Linked DNA regions of Homo sapiens: region 2 is linked to region 1. A link is a loop called in an ENCODE intact Hi-C map of the cell type or tissue named here. Cell type or tissue: mammary epithelial cell. All regions are shown on one strand. Each heading gives the region's core, and the rest is flanking DNA. Links, peaks and the distances in the headings are about the cores only. Region 1 has its middle 68 kb from the start of LRRC8B. Region 2 overlaps LOC105378841 (a long non-coding RNA gene).

The links. Peaks named below come from ENCODE experiments on the same cell type or tissue, not always from the same donor. Only the 100,000 strongest peaks of a DNase experiment are listed, where the experiment ranks them.
Region 2: it touches region 1 in a loop (16-fold over the local background); 41 of 110 quality-filtered maps call a loop at or near these places.

The regions. Positions count from the first base shown.
Region 1 is chr1:89,452,187-89,460,538 of GRCh38, forward strand. No RefSeq gene overlaps it. Among named protein-coding and RNA genes, the nearest start is that of LRRC8B, 68 kb to the right of the region's middle. In mammary epithelial cell, for the core only: a CTCF peak has its summit at 3,167 (motif pointing left); DNase peaks (open chromatin) are centred at 1,125, 2,775 and 3,115; H3K27ac peaks cover 2,084 bases.
Region 2 is chr1:89,082,604-89,090,955 of GRCh38, forward strand. All of the region lies in intron 4 of LOC105378841 (a long non-coding RNA gene), which reads left to right. Among named protein-coding and RNA genes, the nearest start is that of GBP1, 22 kb to the left of the region's middle. In mammary epithelial cell, for the core only: a CTCF peak has its summit at 3,388 (motif pointing right); no DNase peak of the experiment used is centred there; H3K27me3 peaks cover 240 bases.

The DNA of each region.
Region 1 (8,352 bases), core at 52-8,051:
TATCAATGTTAACTGCAGCTTGGAAGAAGTTGATTCCAACCTCCATAGATGACTTTGAGGGATTCAAGACACAAGTGGAGGAAGTAACTGGAGATGTGGCGGAAATAGCAAGAGAACTAGAATTGTAACTACAGCCCGAAGAAGTGACTGAATTGCTGCATCTCATTAGAAAACTTGAATGGATGAGGAGTTGCTTCTTATGGATGAGCAGAGAAAGTGGTTTCTTGAGATGAAATCTACTCCCGGTGAAGATGGTATGAACATGTGGCAACAACAACCCAGGGTTTAGAATATTACATCAACTTAGTTGATAAAGTAGTGGCAGGGTTTGAGAGGACTGACTACCATTTTTTTAAAAACTGGGTAAAATAATACCAAATAGCATCTCATGATACAGATAAATATTTTGTAATGGAAGAGTAAGTCAATGCATCAAACTTCACTGTCATTTTATTTTAACAATTTGCCACAGCCACCCTGACCTTCAGTGACCACCACCCCAGTCAGCAGCCATTGACATTGAGGCAAGACTCTCCACCAGCAAAAAGATTACAATTTGCTGATGGCTCAGACGATTATTAACATTTTTCAGCAATAAAGTATTTTTTAATTAAGGTATGTAATTTTGTTTTTAGACATAATGCTATTGCACACTTAGTAGACTACAGTATAGTGTGAACGTAAGTTCCATGTTGCACTGGGAAACCAAAGTTTTGTGTACTCACTTTATTGCAATATTCACTTAATTGAAGTGGTCTGGCACAAACCTGCAATACCTTTAGGTATGCCTGTGGTGGGAGGTAGGAGTCATGGAGACGGGGGAAACATATTTAAAATGTCAAAAGCTGTACACTAAAAAAATAACCCAGGAATTCTAACTAGAAGAAAATGCTTAAAAATATTCTTGGTTTCTAGAGCTTTATGTTTCTACTGTGGATTTTATCTTCTGTGCCAAAAAAAAAAAAAAAACTAAACTAAAAAAACTAAAGCCAACTGGGAGAGGTATCAAGAAGAAAGCCCGTGAAGCCTTCCAAGATACAGAAGACAAAAGCAATCTGACAGGACTGTGCTTGCTAAGGTGTGACTGTGCAGTATCTATGGCTTTTTCTGACCTCCTCTCACCCCTGCACCCAACACGCATCCTCAAACTCACATCAGATGATTCAGGCATGTCTTAGCAAACTCTTCAACAATAGCATGGATTAATTTTACATTCAAGTTTAGTTTTGTTGCACCATCTCATTTGTGGAAATAACTAGCTCCCTCAGCTTTTTTATTTTTTCTTCCTTTAATGGGGAACAAAGAAAAGTAGAGTGAGGAAAGAGACCAAGGGGTGAGTGAGGCAACTGAAAACTGTTCTTGCACCTGCGGTGCTGTAGAGCAGGTATGTTCACTTTCTTTTAAATGCAACTTAGTCCCTAACTCAAGACTTGGTTTCTGATTAAGAGTGGCAACTGAGGAATGGGCAGGAAGGGCAGGGTGCCTGCTGCCTGGCCTGCAGGAGTCTGTGGCTGGCTTTAGTTCTGGGGAAGCTCAGCTTCTCCACTTAAACCAATGACAGATGAGCGGTGACAGCCAGGAATGCTGCGTCCCCCTGGATGTGCTGCTCCCCAAACATCATCTCAGGGCAGCAGTGATTGGCCTGGAAAGAGCCATGGTGGGCGCCTGCATGGCTACCTCTATCAGGCCCTGCAGCAGGCCCAAAAATGCAGAAAGCAAGACCGTCGCTGTCAAGGAGCTTCTAGGCAATCATAACCTGAAGAGAGCGTTTTTTTTTTCTATCTTTCTAGTAGTCACACTTTGGAAAGCTTCAGAGTAAGAGCTGTATACGCTTCTATTAGAAATAAAATTAGTCCCTATCTGGCTGATCCTTATTACTTAAAAATAACTATATAGTCCAAACTCTGTGTGTGTATGTGTGTGTTTTATGGATATATATATACATATATATATATATATACACATAAAATATGATCTTTCATAAGTAGAGAAGAGAAGTCAATGCCTGGCTTCAAAGCTTCAAGGGACAAGTGAACTCTCTTGTTAAGAGCTAATTATATATAACATACCAATATATAAATATGAATGTATATACTCATATATATGTCTAGTTCAGCAGGTAATCATTTTACAACAAAATAATTAAAAAATAAAGACAAGTAAAGATAAAAATGACTAATCCTTAATTGCATATCTAGAGAGGCTCATCCTTAACATTTTGCTCAAACTCTTGCACTTTTTTCATGAAAGGCTAAATAAGCCAAGCATGTTATCATGCACCAGGAGTAATAGCTACTCTAGAGGCTGAGGCAGGAAGATCGCTTGAGGCCATCCACTACACTCCAGATGTAGGCAACTCCATCTCTGAAAAAATTTAAAAGCCAAATAGTAATATTTTAGGATTTGCATACCATAAGTCTCTGTCAAATCTATTCTTCCAGAGCAACCATAGACAATATGTAACAAATGAGTGTGGCTGTGTTCCAATAAAACTTTATTTACAAAAGTAGGCAGTGGGATAAATTTGGCCCATCTCTTGTTTGCTGACCCCTGGATTAGGTAAAGTTAATGGAACAATATGCAAGGGATTATTACCAGCCCAGGTATCTTACAAGTTAGTGGATCAGTTCCAGGCTCTCAGTCTAAGTGTCTACTTCTAAGGTGATTTGGATCAAACAACATATAAAAATTCTCATCGGAGCAGAGATACCAACAAAAAATGTGTTTACTCTGTCTATCTGACTATCAGTCAAGTGAATTTCTGCCTGGATTCCTGAGCAATGAATTGACATGTCTGCTCAATTAATTGTCTAACTCCCAACAGCATAGTGCTGCCCACAGCTCCTACATAAGCCACAGAGTAATACGTGGTGATGGAACAAAATCAGTAGTAAAGAGGAAGAACCTGGTCTGGCTAGGGGGACACCTGCCCAGGTCTGCAGGCCCCTGTGAGTGAGCAAGAAAGCCTAACATTTGGATGTATGTCATGATGACTCCGGCTAGTCCTAGCGGGGTGGACAATGAAGTTATAAATACAGATTTTGCAGAGATATTTCTGCTTGCATTTGCTAGATACGGCCTGTTCACCTCAAACACAGATTAAGGAACAGCAGTGTTATCATGGATGTATCATGCCTACACTGAAGAGATAAGCGCTTGCAGGCACTGCCATCATGTGGCTATGTTTGGTAATTTATTTGGTAATATACGAATGAATTTTCCTGTGGAAAGTGATATCAATATAGAATATATAGATATCAGTATAGAATTTATGGAAATTTATTGATGGCAATATAGAGTTTATAGAAATTCATAATAAATTATAAATTATGGTGAAATCAAATTTATTTTTCAAATATTTGAAATAAATTTTATATATAAAGTTTACTATATTAATATTTATTGTAAATATAAACTTTATATATGTATTATTTATTAAATATTGATTAAATGTGTTATAATGGTATTAATATAAATATTTATTATAAAATGAATTTTGGTAATATATTAATTATAAAATAAATAATAAACATATATTTGAAATATAAAATTCACAATAAAATTTGTTATAATAAAGTTGAAATCCAGCTACATAAATAAATCAAATTCATACATTGATAACACTGTATGCATTTTCTAATGTAAACATGACTATGATGGAGGTTTTTTAAAGGTTAATTGAAATGATGAAAGAAATGGTAAGGTCTTAGGTTCCCATGGGGATAATGTGTTTTTATTTGGTTTCTCTCTCCAACAAGGAAAGACTTGGATGTGTATAGTTTATTTGGGAAATGGTGACAGGAAGCCAGGGAAAGGGAGAGTAACACACGGACAAAGCTAAAAAGGCGAATTAATGAGTTGGTTACTATTGTGAGCAACTGGAGATCAATCCCAAAGTGGATATTCTGAAGAATTATATAGAGTGCATTTCATAATTGTCTCTTTGAGGGACAATGTGGAGTATTTATTTAACAACCCAGTTTCCATTGGTTGAGAGTTCCCCTCAGGGACTTTAGCTCCTCTGAATTTATAAGCTGTGCTTGGGCAAAAGAGGCAGCCTTACATAGCCTGAACAAAAACCTGAGTAAGTAAAGGAGAAAGACTCTCAACAGAGGACATAGCAGCTGCTGGAACTGTCTGCTATGGCCGCACTGCTAAATGGATTTGAGAATAGAAGCAAGTGGCAGAATGAGCAGATACGAGTTTTGGCAATAACTTAGGCTGAGGATTTGGGGAGTGTGGTAGACTAATCTGAATAATCTATGCAGACAAAGATTTGTGCTGAAAAAAAGGTAAAATTTTGGATTTAAAAATGTTTAATATTTTTAAAAGCAGTATTAAAAATGGACTAATTTGTCATGAATGATCTTAAAGACCAAATTCCAAGGGAAGGTGGGAGACCAAAGAGTTAAGTGGAGTTATTGAAGCTGTTTTTTTCCTAATAGCATTTGCCAACAAAGGGAATGAACTTTCAGGGATTTTTGTTTGTTTTGCTTTTTATTTTATTTATTTTTATTATACTTTAAGTTCTGAGATACATGTGCAGAATGTGCAGGTTTGTTACATAGGTATACATGTGCCATGGTGGCAACCTTCAGTTTTGAAGGCATTTATGAAGTAAGCAGACAGAGGTCAAAGACCAGAGCTTGTCTAAAGTAAAGAGTCTAGTAGGAGGCCTCCTTTAGAAGTCAAAAGACTAAATAAGTAATTCTTAATACTTGCTGCACTTAATCATCAACTGGGGTTCTCCTTAAAAATCCTTACACTCGAGCTCTGACCCATCACCAGAGACTGATTTAGTAAGTCTAGAGTTGAGGCTGAGTGTGAGTGTTTTAAAGCCTCGCTCCACCTCCAGGTGGTTCCAGTTACAGTCAAGGATGCTATTCAGAGCAACTGTGAACTAGAACTAGCAGGGCAAGCAGGTTTAGGATTGGCTAGCTGGAATAATTTCAGTGGGCTCTGAAGCAGAGGAATTGTTCTTACTTTCTGGTATTTGGCCTTTGGGTGAGTAGGGCAGATGGGTAGTGACCCAGAGTGTGAGAGCCAACAGAGAAAGTGGTGGCGTGTGGGCTTCAGGTTGGTTAGTTTGCATATGAAAGGCACACTTGCAGGAGAATCCCTTAGTATCTCTAAAAACTGCCTAGCCCTGGGAGGATCAGTCTCTCCAGGATCAGCAAAGCCCCAAGATGTCTAAAGCTTTAAATAGGGAAACTAGAAAATGTGTTAATTATGGGGTTGCATATCTTGGATGGTCCATGAAGTCAAGCCAAGAGCTTAGCACAAAACACCCAGAATAGTCAAAGTGACCTGAGAACGAAGAACAAAGCTGGAGGCATCACACTTCCTGATTTGAAAATGTAATACAAATTTACAGTAATTAAGACAGTATGGAACTGGCATAAAGACAGACATATAGACCAATGAAACAGAATAGAGAGCCCAATAAAACAGAATAGAGAACCCAGAAATAAAATATTTGGAAAATATATTGAAAAGGCACTCAATATCACTAATAATCAGAGAAATGCAAATCAAAACCACAGTGACACATCACTGCACACCTGTTAGGATGGCTACTATTTAAAAAAAAAAGGCCAGGCACAGTGGCTCATGCCTGTAATCCTAGCTCCTGGAGAGGCCGAGGTGGACAGATCTCTTGAGCCCAGGAGTTCAAGACCAGCCTGCATAACATGGCAAAACCCTATCTCTACTAAAAATACAAAAATTAACTGGGTGTGGTGGTTTGCACCTATAGTCCCACCTGCTCAGGAGGATGAGGTTGGAGGATCACCTGAGTCTGGGGAGATCAAGGCTGTGGTGAGCCCAGATCATGCCACTGCACTCCAGCCTGGGTGACAGAGTAAGACCCCATCAAAAAAAAAAAAAGAAACTTTAAAAAATAATGGTGTTGATAATGATTGTAGAAATTGGAACCCTTGTACACTGTTGATTAGAATGTACAAGGGTGTGGCTACTATGCAAAACACTATGAAGGTTCCTCAAAAAATTAAAAATATTACTACCACACGATCCAGCAATATCACCTCTAGGTATACATTCAGAAGAAGAAAAACCAGGACCCTGGAGAGATAGCTGCACTCCCAAGTTCATTATTCACAATAATCATTCACAATAGTCAAGATATGGAAATAACACAAATATCCAAAAATGGATAAAAATGTGTGTGAATATTATTTAGCTTTTAAAAAGAATGTTCTGTCATCTGAAACAATAGGGATAAACCTGAAGACATTATGCTAAACAAATAAAGCCAGTTACAGACGACAAATACTGCATGGCCTCACTTATATGTGGAATCTAAAATCGTGAAACTCATAAAAGCAGAGAATAGAATGGTGGTTGCCAAGAGTTGACGGAAGGGAAAATTGGGAGTGGTTATTCAATGGGTATAAAGTTTCAGTATCATACACTTAAAAATTTGTTAAGAGGCTAGATCTCATGTTATATGTTGCTACAAAATAAACAAAGAGGTACAAGGAAACTTCTGGAGGGGTGGATATATCTATTGCATTGATTGTGGTGATGATTTTATAAGTATATGCATACATTGAAACCTATCAAATTGTATATAATAAATATGTGCAGTTGTTATATATCAATTTCACCTCAATGAAGTTGTTTTAAAAATAAATAAATATTCCTGTTTGCAGCTGGTCAAAATGGGGAAATTGATACTTAAAATAAAAGCCATTACTTACAAAAGAGTACTATGGTTCACAAAATAGATGAACTGTACTAAATCACAGCCTGCAAGACAAACTAAGTTCAAATTCTTTTTAATACCATATTTAATTATGAAGTATTACAAAGTCTTCAAATTACTTTTAAATGGTTCATTAAAGAAAGTGTACAGAGAGAAAGTGTGCCAAAATATTAACCAACTTTTAATTTTGATCAAAGTTATGTGGGTGTTCATTGCTGTATTCTTTCTACTTATCTGGATGTTTAAAATGTTTCAATTTAAAATGTTGAGAGGAAAAAAAGATCTGTCCTACTGCACAAAGACATTCTTGTAATGTTAAAGTATTATAAATGGGCCTGGCATGGTGGCTCATTCCTGTAATACCAGCACTTTGAGAGGCTGAGGTGGGAGGATCGCTTGAGTCCAGGAATTCGAGGCTGCAGTGAGCTATGATTGCTGCACTGCACTCCAGCCTAGGTGACAGAGGAAAACCTTGTCTCTGGAAAACAAACCAATGAAACAGAATAGAGAGCCCAGTGAAACATAATAGAGAACCCAGAAATAAAATATTTTGAAAATATATTGAAAAGGTGCTCAATATCACTAATAATCAGATAAAATAATCAGAAAAAAAACAGTACAATTGAGATCTTGGCAATAAGAAATTGCTTGAATGCATTTGGTACATTGGTGCAGCAACTGAGTGGATTCAGTCTGTCAGTCTACAAATATCTACTGAGGAAATTATCTGCATCACATACTATTCTAATCCCTGAGGATGTGTCGTAATAAAGATAGAGAAGGTTTCAGCTCTCAGGAAGCCCATATTCTACACAGGGCAGAGCCAACACAAGCAAACAAATAAATGAACAAGATCATTTCAAAGGATGAGTGACTTATGGTATGGGAAATGACAAGTGGCAGAGACTCTTTAAATTGAGGACAAAGGAAGGCCATGCTAAGGTGGTGGTATTTGGGCTGAGGATTGCATGACAACAAGAAACCAACCAAAGGAAGACCTTTCAAATCCTCCTATCCTCAGAAAAGGAAATCCAAGTGCAAAAGCACCAATGTCAATATGAGAAATGCTGAACAGCATTAAAAACATGATGTCAATTATACATCATAGCATAGAAAAATTCTTGCAATATGCTGTTTTGTGTAGAGTGGTATAAAACCACTTCTAATCTGCAATGGGATACAATGATTCTAAGAAGTATATACACATATAGGATGACAATGCAAACTATTAACAGTATGACAGTATGTTGAAATTCATGGGTCACTTTTATTTTCTTTCTTTCACTATCTGCTTTTCTTAAAGGTTGTACAAATAAACACGTGTTATTTTTCTAACTTCAAAAAATGAATTCTGCCCAGTCCTAGAGGAAAAATAAAGCAACAGCAGAAAGAGCCCACCGAGACTCTCTGGTGCCCAGGATGAAGGTCAATCTGGACACCAGACAAGGACCATCCTGATCCCATCTAGAAACAATCCAACAGGTGGCAGCTCTTTCCATTCCAAAGAGAGCTATCAACTCTCTACATGGAGAAGCTTCATGCACTTTAATGAAGAAATTGCTTTTACTTTCTCCTTTGACTACAGACCTTGGTACTGAGACAAGAAAATAAGGAAGAACTACTCATAT
Region 2 (8,352 bases), core at 297-8,296, 370 kb before region 1:
ATTATTGAGTAAAAGACACTGGATACTAAGAAATATGTACTCTAAGATTCCATTTGCCTAAAGTACCAAAGCAGGATAGTAGTCTTGATGGGTGTAGGAGGAGGTGGTAGAGCATGAAGAGGGCTTCATGGAAACTGTTGTATTCTGAATTTTCTTTGGGTGCTGGCATTCTGAATATATTTAGTTTGCTCAAATCCACAGAGCTGTATATTTATGATGTGTCCACTTTTCTATATGTGTATTTATGCTTCAAAGTAATTTACTTATCTAACAAAATATGGAAATAAATATAACAAAATATGCCAAGGACTATACACTGAAAACTATGCAATATGCCAAGGGCTAATAAATGGTGGAACATATCATGGTTATGGACTGGAAGACTGACTATTTTGTGAGTCTAATTTTTCCACAAATATATCTATATATTCAATGTAATTGCCAGACTTATACATATAGTGAGTTGATTTATGGTAACGATAGTGAAAGGATAATCTTCTCAATAAATGGTGTCAGGCCTTCTATACACGTTAGAAAGAAATAAAACCTGGTTCTTACCCTCCTGACATTAAAAATAAGGCAATTCCAAATGGATTATAGATCTAAATGTGGAAGATAAAACAATCAAACTTATAGAAAAAAAAAGTCAATGACATTATTTTCACATTCTCCAGATTGGGAAACTGATACAAAACTATAATATTAAGTGTAAAAAAAAAAAGTCAATACATTTAACTACATTAAAATTGAGAACTGACAAAGATATAATTAAGAGACTGAAAAGGCAAATCAAAGATTAAAAACATATTATATATATAATTAGAATATGTAATGCAGTCTTCAAATCTACAAAAAAATAGAAGTAAAAGTCTTAAATAAGCTCATCCAAAAGAGGATCTCCTAATGAACAGCAAACATGAACACATGTTCAACTTCCGTAATTGTCTTTTATTCTCAAGGAAAACCAAATTAAACTGTGAATGAAATCTACATGTACCCACTAGAATGACTATAATCCAAAAGGCTGACATATCCAAATGATGGCAAGAATGTAGAGCACTGGGGAGCCTTAATATTGCTGATGAGAGTATAAATTGTGACAATCATATTAAAAATCTATTTGATATTATGTACTATGAGGTGAAAAAATGCATACTATATATTGAATACTTCTACTCCTAAGTATCTGTAGTGAAATATTATTACAGAACCCAAAAGCTTTCACATATATTTTAATACATAATATTGAGTTAAGGAAGTCAGTCATACAGCAAAACATTGTGTATGTTTCAGTTTATATAAAGAATAAAAAGGAGACAATAGCTGGATGCGGTGGCTCACGCCTGTAGTTTCAGCACTTTGGGAGGCCGAGGTGGGCAGATCACGAGGTCATGAGTTTGAGACCAGCCTGGCCAACGTGGTGAAACCCCGTCTCTACTAAAGATACAAAAAATTAGCCGGGCGTGGTGGCATGTGACTGTAATTCCAGCTACTCGGGAGGCTGAGGCAGGAGAATCGCTTGAATCTGGGAGGCGAAGGTTGCAGTGAGCTGCGATTGTACCATTGCATTCCAGCCTGGGTGACGGGGAGAGATTCTGTCTGAAAACAACAACAACAACAACAATAACAACAAAACAGACAGTAACAATCTATGCTCTTCCAAGTCAGGTAAAAGTTTCTGTATTAATTATCTGATATTGCATAAGAAATACCCTCTAAATGTAGTGAACTGAAACGTTTATTGTCTCATAGTTTCTAAAGTTCACAAGAATCTAGGAAGAAGGGGGATAATTATCTTTGTCATATTGCTGAGACATAAAATAAAATGAGGATGGAGAATTGACCATTCGACCTATCAGCATGGAGCAGGCAGGTCATGAGAGGGACTGATTGTGTGGGACTCTTGATATTGAGATTATGGAGGAGGTTTAGTTACTGGTAAGGAAAAGTTTCAGGCTGAGGTGAGATGATAGAAAAGACTTTCAGCTATTAGGAGGTCAAGGAACTGAGAGGCTGGGGAGATGCTTGTCTACCATATCTGAAAGGGCCCAAAGATCAACAAGAGTAATGGTAAGGAGAGAAAGGGTCAGTTGTTAAAATATTCAGTGAATAAAGGCATCCTGGGAGATCCAGGATGCCTAGCACAAAGGAGTTTTGAGTAGTACAGCCTGATGACATGTGCTTCACTTTATGTGTTTGTTTTGTTGTTGTTTTGTGGTTTTCTGGTGGGTTGAGGAGCTAAAGAAAGAGGGTAAGTTATCCGGAAGCAACAATGAAGAGGAAGAAGGGCATTTAATCTGTCACTTCAAGCTCTGTCAAATTAGGAATATGGAGGAAAAGCATGGTGTCAACACTTGAGAAAGGTGCTGGCATATTGCATATGGAAAGCAACTCTGCCAGTCATCAGCTTTGTGAGTTCTCTATGCCTCCTTTCATCATCTTCTCAATAAGCACATCAATACCTAATTCATATTATTTTGTGAGGCTGAATTGGGATAATGTACATAAAAGTCTTAACACATTATTAGAGGCTCATTTTGAACTTTGAAAACTTAGTAACACTTTCAATTAAGTATTAAAACACATTTCCCAAACTTAGTATTTGAATGTATGCTCCTTCTAAAAATGTTTTCAGAGCACAAAATATGTAATAATGTTATCTTTTATGTTGGTATCATTAGTACTTTGCCTAATGTCTCTTTTGATATTTCACATATGTCTATAAAATGTCTATTCAGGATGAGAGGACATAAAATAAATTACATAGCATTTTGTATCTGTATAAAATAAATATGGTCTAAATAAGTATTGTCAGAATACTATGCAGCCATAAAAAAGATTGAGATTGTGTCCTTTGCAGCAACATGGATGGAGATGGAGTTCATTATCCTAAGCAAACTAACACAGGAACATAAATCCAAATACCACAAGTTCTCGCTTATAAGTTGGAGCCAAACATTTATTACATAGGGACACAAAGAAAGGAACAGCAGACACCAGGGCCTTCTTGAGGGTTGAGGGATGAGAGTGAGGGTTGAAAACTACCTATCAAGTACTATGCTGATTACCTGGGTGATGAAATCATTTATATACCAAATCCCTGTGACATGCAATCTACCTATATAATGCTTGCACATGTACCCCTGAACTTAAAAGTTGGAAAATAAATAAAAATAAATGTTGTCAGACCATGCTTTATTGACACCATATACTAAGCAAATGACTTAACTGTTTTTGTCTAGTGTTCATACTGTAAGAAAAAGCTAAATAAAGAGGATAAATGATTTGGAAGCAAAAAATAAGAATAAAGGGCATCAAATCTGTGACTCTGAGCTTTGTCACATCAGGAATATGGAGGAAAAGCATGGTGTCACCACTAGAGGGAGGTGCTGTCATATCACATATGGAAAGCAACTTTGCCACTCCTCAGCTTTGTGAGCTCTCCATGCCTTATTCCATTGTCTTCTCATTGAGCACATCAATATCCAGTTTGTATAGTTTAGTGAGGCTGATATAAGATAATGTACATAAAAGTCTTAGCTCATTTTGAACATTGAAAATGTAACACTGTCAATTAATTATTTAATATCAAGATACCTTTCCCAAACATATGTAAATATATGCTCTTTCTAAAAATGTTTTCAGAGCATAAAATTTGTTATAATGTGTAAATGTGTGATCTTTTATTAAGGAATTTTTTTGCCAATCATTTACATATTCCGCAGTTTGAACAGAGGAGTGTAAAGCAATTCCAGCAGCCGCAGCAGTACCTGTGACTGTAATAAGGCCCATAATGACCGTTATAAGGGTAAAAATAAATCTTTTTGTTTTGGTAAACAGTCCCCTTAACATTTCTGTGACAATATGAATGGAAGGAGAGGCTCCCCAAGGTCTATTGAGGGAAACCGGTATCCAAACTCCTTCTCTAGCCCTCACCAGCAACACAGATGTTTTTACACCAAATGTGCAATCAATACAGATGAAAAGGCAACAGTTTTGACAAGTAATGGTTTGAGAATTTGGTCGAATATTAATATTTCTGACAATTAACATTAAAGGAGGCTTGACACAACTCTGAATGGGTATTGTTTGGCTGGAACAAAACTGATACGTAAATTGATGTCTCCCACCTTCTCCATTAATATAATTTTTTTTTCCAAACCCGAATATGAGATTGGGCCATCATTAACTTTCATAATTCAGGATGTTTAGGGTCTATGATTGGATTACTCATTTTTGGATGTGGGTCGGCCATACCAAAATTGGTCCAAATTATGGGAAAATGAGCACGTTTTTCAGTGTAAATGGTGTCATCTCTTTGATAATATAGTTCTTGGTTTAGTCCTATCTTGCATCTATCATTCTGATTGGTACAATTAACTGCAAAGGTCCCCTTAGGGGCCCAATCAATGATGATTCCATAGGGATTATTTTGCAGTACCACAGTGTGATCAGTGATGCAATCCTTCCAAATCAATGTTTCTAAATCCTTTGACCATTATTGAGGTTGTTGACACCTCTCTTTTCTGGGCTTAAACTGTTCCAATTGAACCAAACTTTGTAAAATAAATGACAGGATACTGGTCTTTGATTATGACCTGGAATCTTAACTAGCCAATGTTGTCGGTAGCCTTTTAGGCAACAGATAGCCAGCCCTATGCAAACAGGGGGGAATTGATAACCCACGGACACATTTATTAACATTCCTTCCTCCTCTGGGTGAGAGGGCCCACGAGAATCTGTAGGCTCAGGCATCCAAACACTACTATGAACGTAAACCTCAACCGGGGTTTCCAACCATGTGACAGGCCTAATTAAAGGCAGGAATGGGACATATGCCCAATAGGCATAATTAGCTGCAGTTGCTCCTGCAGGCCTGGGGAGACTTACCACCGTTGACACAATCATCAAGGCTGCAAGCTGCATATTCTCTGGAGTTTGGATTACCCTTGTGTTCTTTAGGCTTTTTTCAGCTAACTGTGTCAGCTTCTTTAATTGTGCCCAAGTCGGCGGCTCCGCTTTCTTGGTGGATGACAACTTTATCTGTAAGTTGTAGGTACCTAAACTGGAAGGTGTTTTTTTCCTGGGGAAATACAAGCAAAACCTCTCCCACATGTCATCACTTTCCGTGTTTCCCATGTTTTATTTTTATTATCTTTCTACCAAATCAGTTTTCCTTCATGTGGGCTGTTCCTTTTACCAGTTAGATGTTCTGCAGGGGTAATGGTCTGATTTCTATAAATGTTCAAAAAATTTAAAGTATAGAGTATTAGATTAAGTTGCATCTGGGGAGTGTTAATACTCCTTACTGTTTCTTCCTTTTTTTTTTTTGTTTAACCAATTGAGCTTTCAGTGTTCTATTAGTTCTTTAAATTATGGCCTGTCTTTGGGAATTATAGGGAATTCCTGTTTTATGTGTAATTTTTCACTGATTTAAGAATTTTTGAAAAGCTTTACTACAGTATCCTGGCCCATTGTCCATTTTAATTTTTTTTTTTAACTCTCATGACAGCAAAACAAGATAATAAATGTCTTTTAACATGGGAAGTACTTTCTCCTCTCTGGCAGGTTGCCCATATGAAATGTGAATAAGTATCAACTGTCACATGGACAAATGACAATTTTCCAAATGAAGGTACATGCGTGACATCCATTTGCCATAACACATTAGGACTTAGACCTCTGGGATTAACTCCTGCCTCCTGAGTGGGCAGGTGTAGAATCTGACACCGGGTGCAATCTTGTACAATATTTTTTGGCTGTTTCCATGTGATATCAAATTTATTTTTAATCCTGCTGCATTTACATGAGTCAAGGCATGAAGTTCTTGTGCTTCCATGAATGCAGATGATACTAGCAAGTCAGCTTGTTCATTTGCTTTAGCCAAAGGCCATGGTAAATTAGGGTGTGCTCGAATATGAGTAATACAAAATGGGAAATTTCTTTTTCTTACAGTTTGTTGTAACAAATTAAACAGCTCGTTTAACTGATAATCCATACTATATTTGAGTAGGGCTGTCACATGGTTGGAACCTCCGGTTGAGGTTTATGTTAATAATAGTGTTTGGATGCCTGAGCCTACAGATACTTGTGGGCCTCTCACCCAGAGGAGGAAGGAATGTTAATAAATGTGTCCATGGGTTATCAGTTCCCTCCTGTTTGCATAGTTCCCTTGGCTGCGGGTGGGAGGTCCCCGGCTTCTTGCACTTCCTGGGTGAAGCAACGCCCCACCCTGCTTCTGTTCGCCCTCAGTTGGTTGAACCCACTGCTTAACCGTCCCAATGAGATGAACTGGGTACCTCAGTTGGAAATGCAGAAATCACTTGCCTTCTGCGTGGGTTTCACGGTGCTGCAGACCGGTGCTGTTCCTATTCGGCCATCTTGGTCCCTCCCCTCAACTGGCACTCTTTAAATAATAAAAATCTTATGAGAATCATCAAACCGTTTGCTGAATTTGATCCATTCTCTCATGAGTACTTGGAAAAATGGCAGTGTGTGAAAATAAATATGACAATTGTATCCAAAATAAATTATGAAGACTTAATTGAAATAGAAATAGGCACATAGAAAGTGAAATGTTAAATAAATAAAGCAGGTTCTAAAAACTACTTCCTTATTAGATTTTATACCAGATTGGATAAATACTGATCCTTGATTCTTACAAGCTAACACTATTACAAAAAATCTTGAAATATTTTTTCTAACTCAAATTATTTATCTGACTATATTCAACAAATGAAACAAATTCTAGTTGATTGTAACATGCCATTGAACAGGATTTGTGGGATTAGTCTGACTCTGTGCTATGATAATATAGCTATTATGAAAAGTAAGGATTAAAGATGTGTGCACTCTTTAAAAACATCACTAAATAAACAGAATGTGCTATATGGATCTTATTCTCTTTTATAAGGGAATAAGCTGACCTCATAGTACTGAAAATGTTAAATACTAAGGTATTTTCAAGTTATATTTTCTTTTTGGATTCATCATGAAGAAGAGTGTATTATGCACACAGATCAATGTGCATTTTCTTAATTTTTATTCTTTATGGATACATAATAGTTGTATGCATTTATGGGTTACATGTGATATTTTGATACAAAAATAAAATATGCAATGATCAAATCAGGATAATTGGGATATCCTTCACCTCAAGCATTTATCATTTCTTTGTGTTCGGAATATTCCAATTCCACTCTTTTAGTTTTTTGAAATATGGGTACAAAAATATAGTTAGAAGAAATAAGATTAATGTTGTTAAAAATAGTTTAAATGAAATGTCTACTTGTGATGACAAAGGGAAGGAAATATAAAATAAGTGGTAGGGGAGGGATAGGATGAACGTCAATTCTGCCTTTGATTGAAGTTGCAGGAGCAAACTGTGGTATGTGCCACCAACTCCTGTGTATTAAGTTTTTTGTAGAACTGTAGCTGGTTATGAACTTGAGGACTTGGTAACAGACTGAATTTAATGTAGGGCAGGCACAGTGATCAGAGTGCTGAAGGGGTGAACTGTGTCAGATGCATCTGATACACTGACTCATCCTCTCAATGTCTCCTCTCATCCCAGCTGTGACTGGAATGGAGAGTTCAAAGGAATTCAAGCTGATAGCATCTTGCTTTAGGACAGATGTTTCTTGTCTTTCTGTTCAATCCTAAGGCCATTTCTATACAACGGACACTTTTTTTTTTCTGTATTAAGAGTCTGTTTATTTCAGTATTAAGGTAAAAGAACCTAGTTATAATAAGTGTTTTTCATATCTTTCTTCATCATTCTCACAACAAATATATGAGAAGAATGACGCTTAAAAGGTATGTAACTTTCTGAGGTGAGGCAACTAGTAGGTTGTAGAATTGGTTTTTGAATGCAGATTTCTCTCCTTCTTTCTCCACTGTTCTTTCTCACCCTTGTTTGCACTAGTGATCCTATCTTCTTTCTACAGCAGCAATATTTATTTTAACAAACCTACATAATTTATAGACCACGCTAATTTTTTTGTCTTTAAAGTAGTAACTTTGTGTGAATATTCCAATAATATTATTTTTTATAAAAGAAATTTAGGGCACCCTTCAGCGTTTACCTTCAAAGGCAGGTTATGAGTCCTGGGAGAAGAGTTTTACTTCATATCTTGTCACATTGTATATGTCTAAAATTGATGGTGAATTGGTTACTGACAATTATCATAAAGTTTGGTAGTGGATAATTTAAAAAGATTCTTAATGGATAAAAGATATGAGACATCTCCGTTGACTTTAGGGAAAAAAAAGTGTGTTAAGGGCTCTTAAGGCTATTTAAGAAAAAAGCTTGAAGTGTGATATCATAGCATTTCAGAACTGAAACAGATCTTT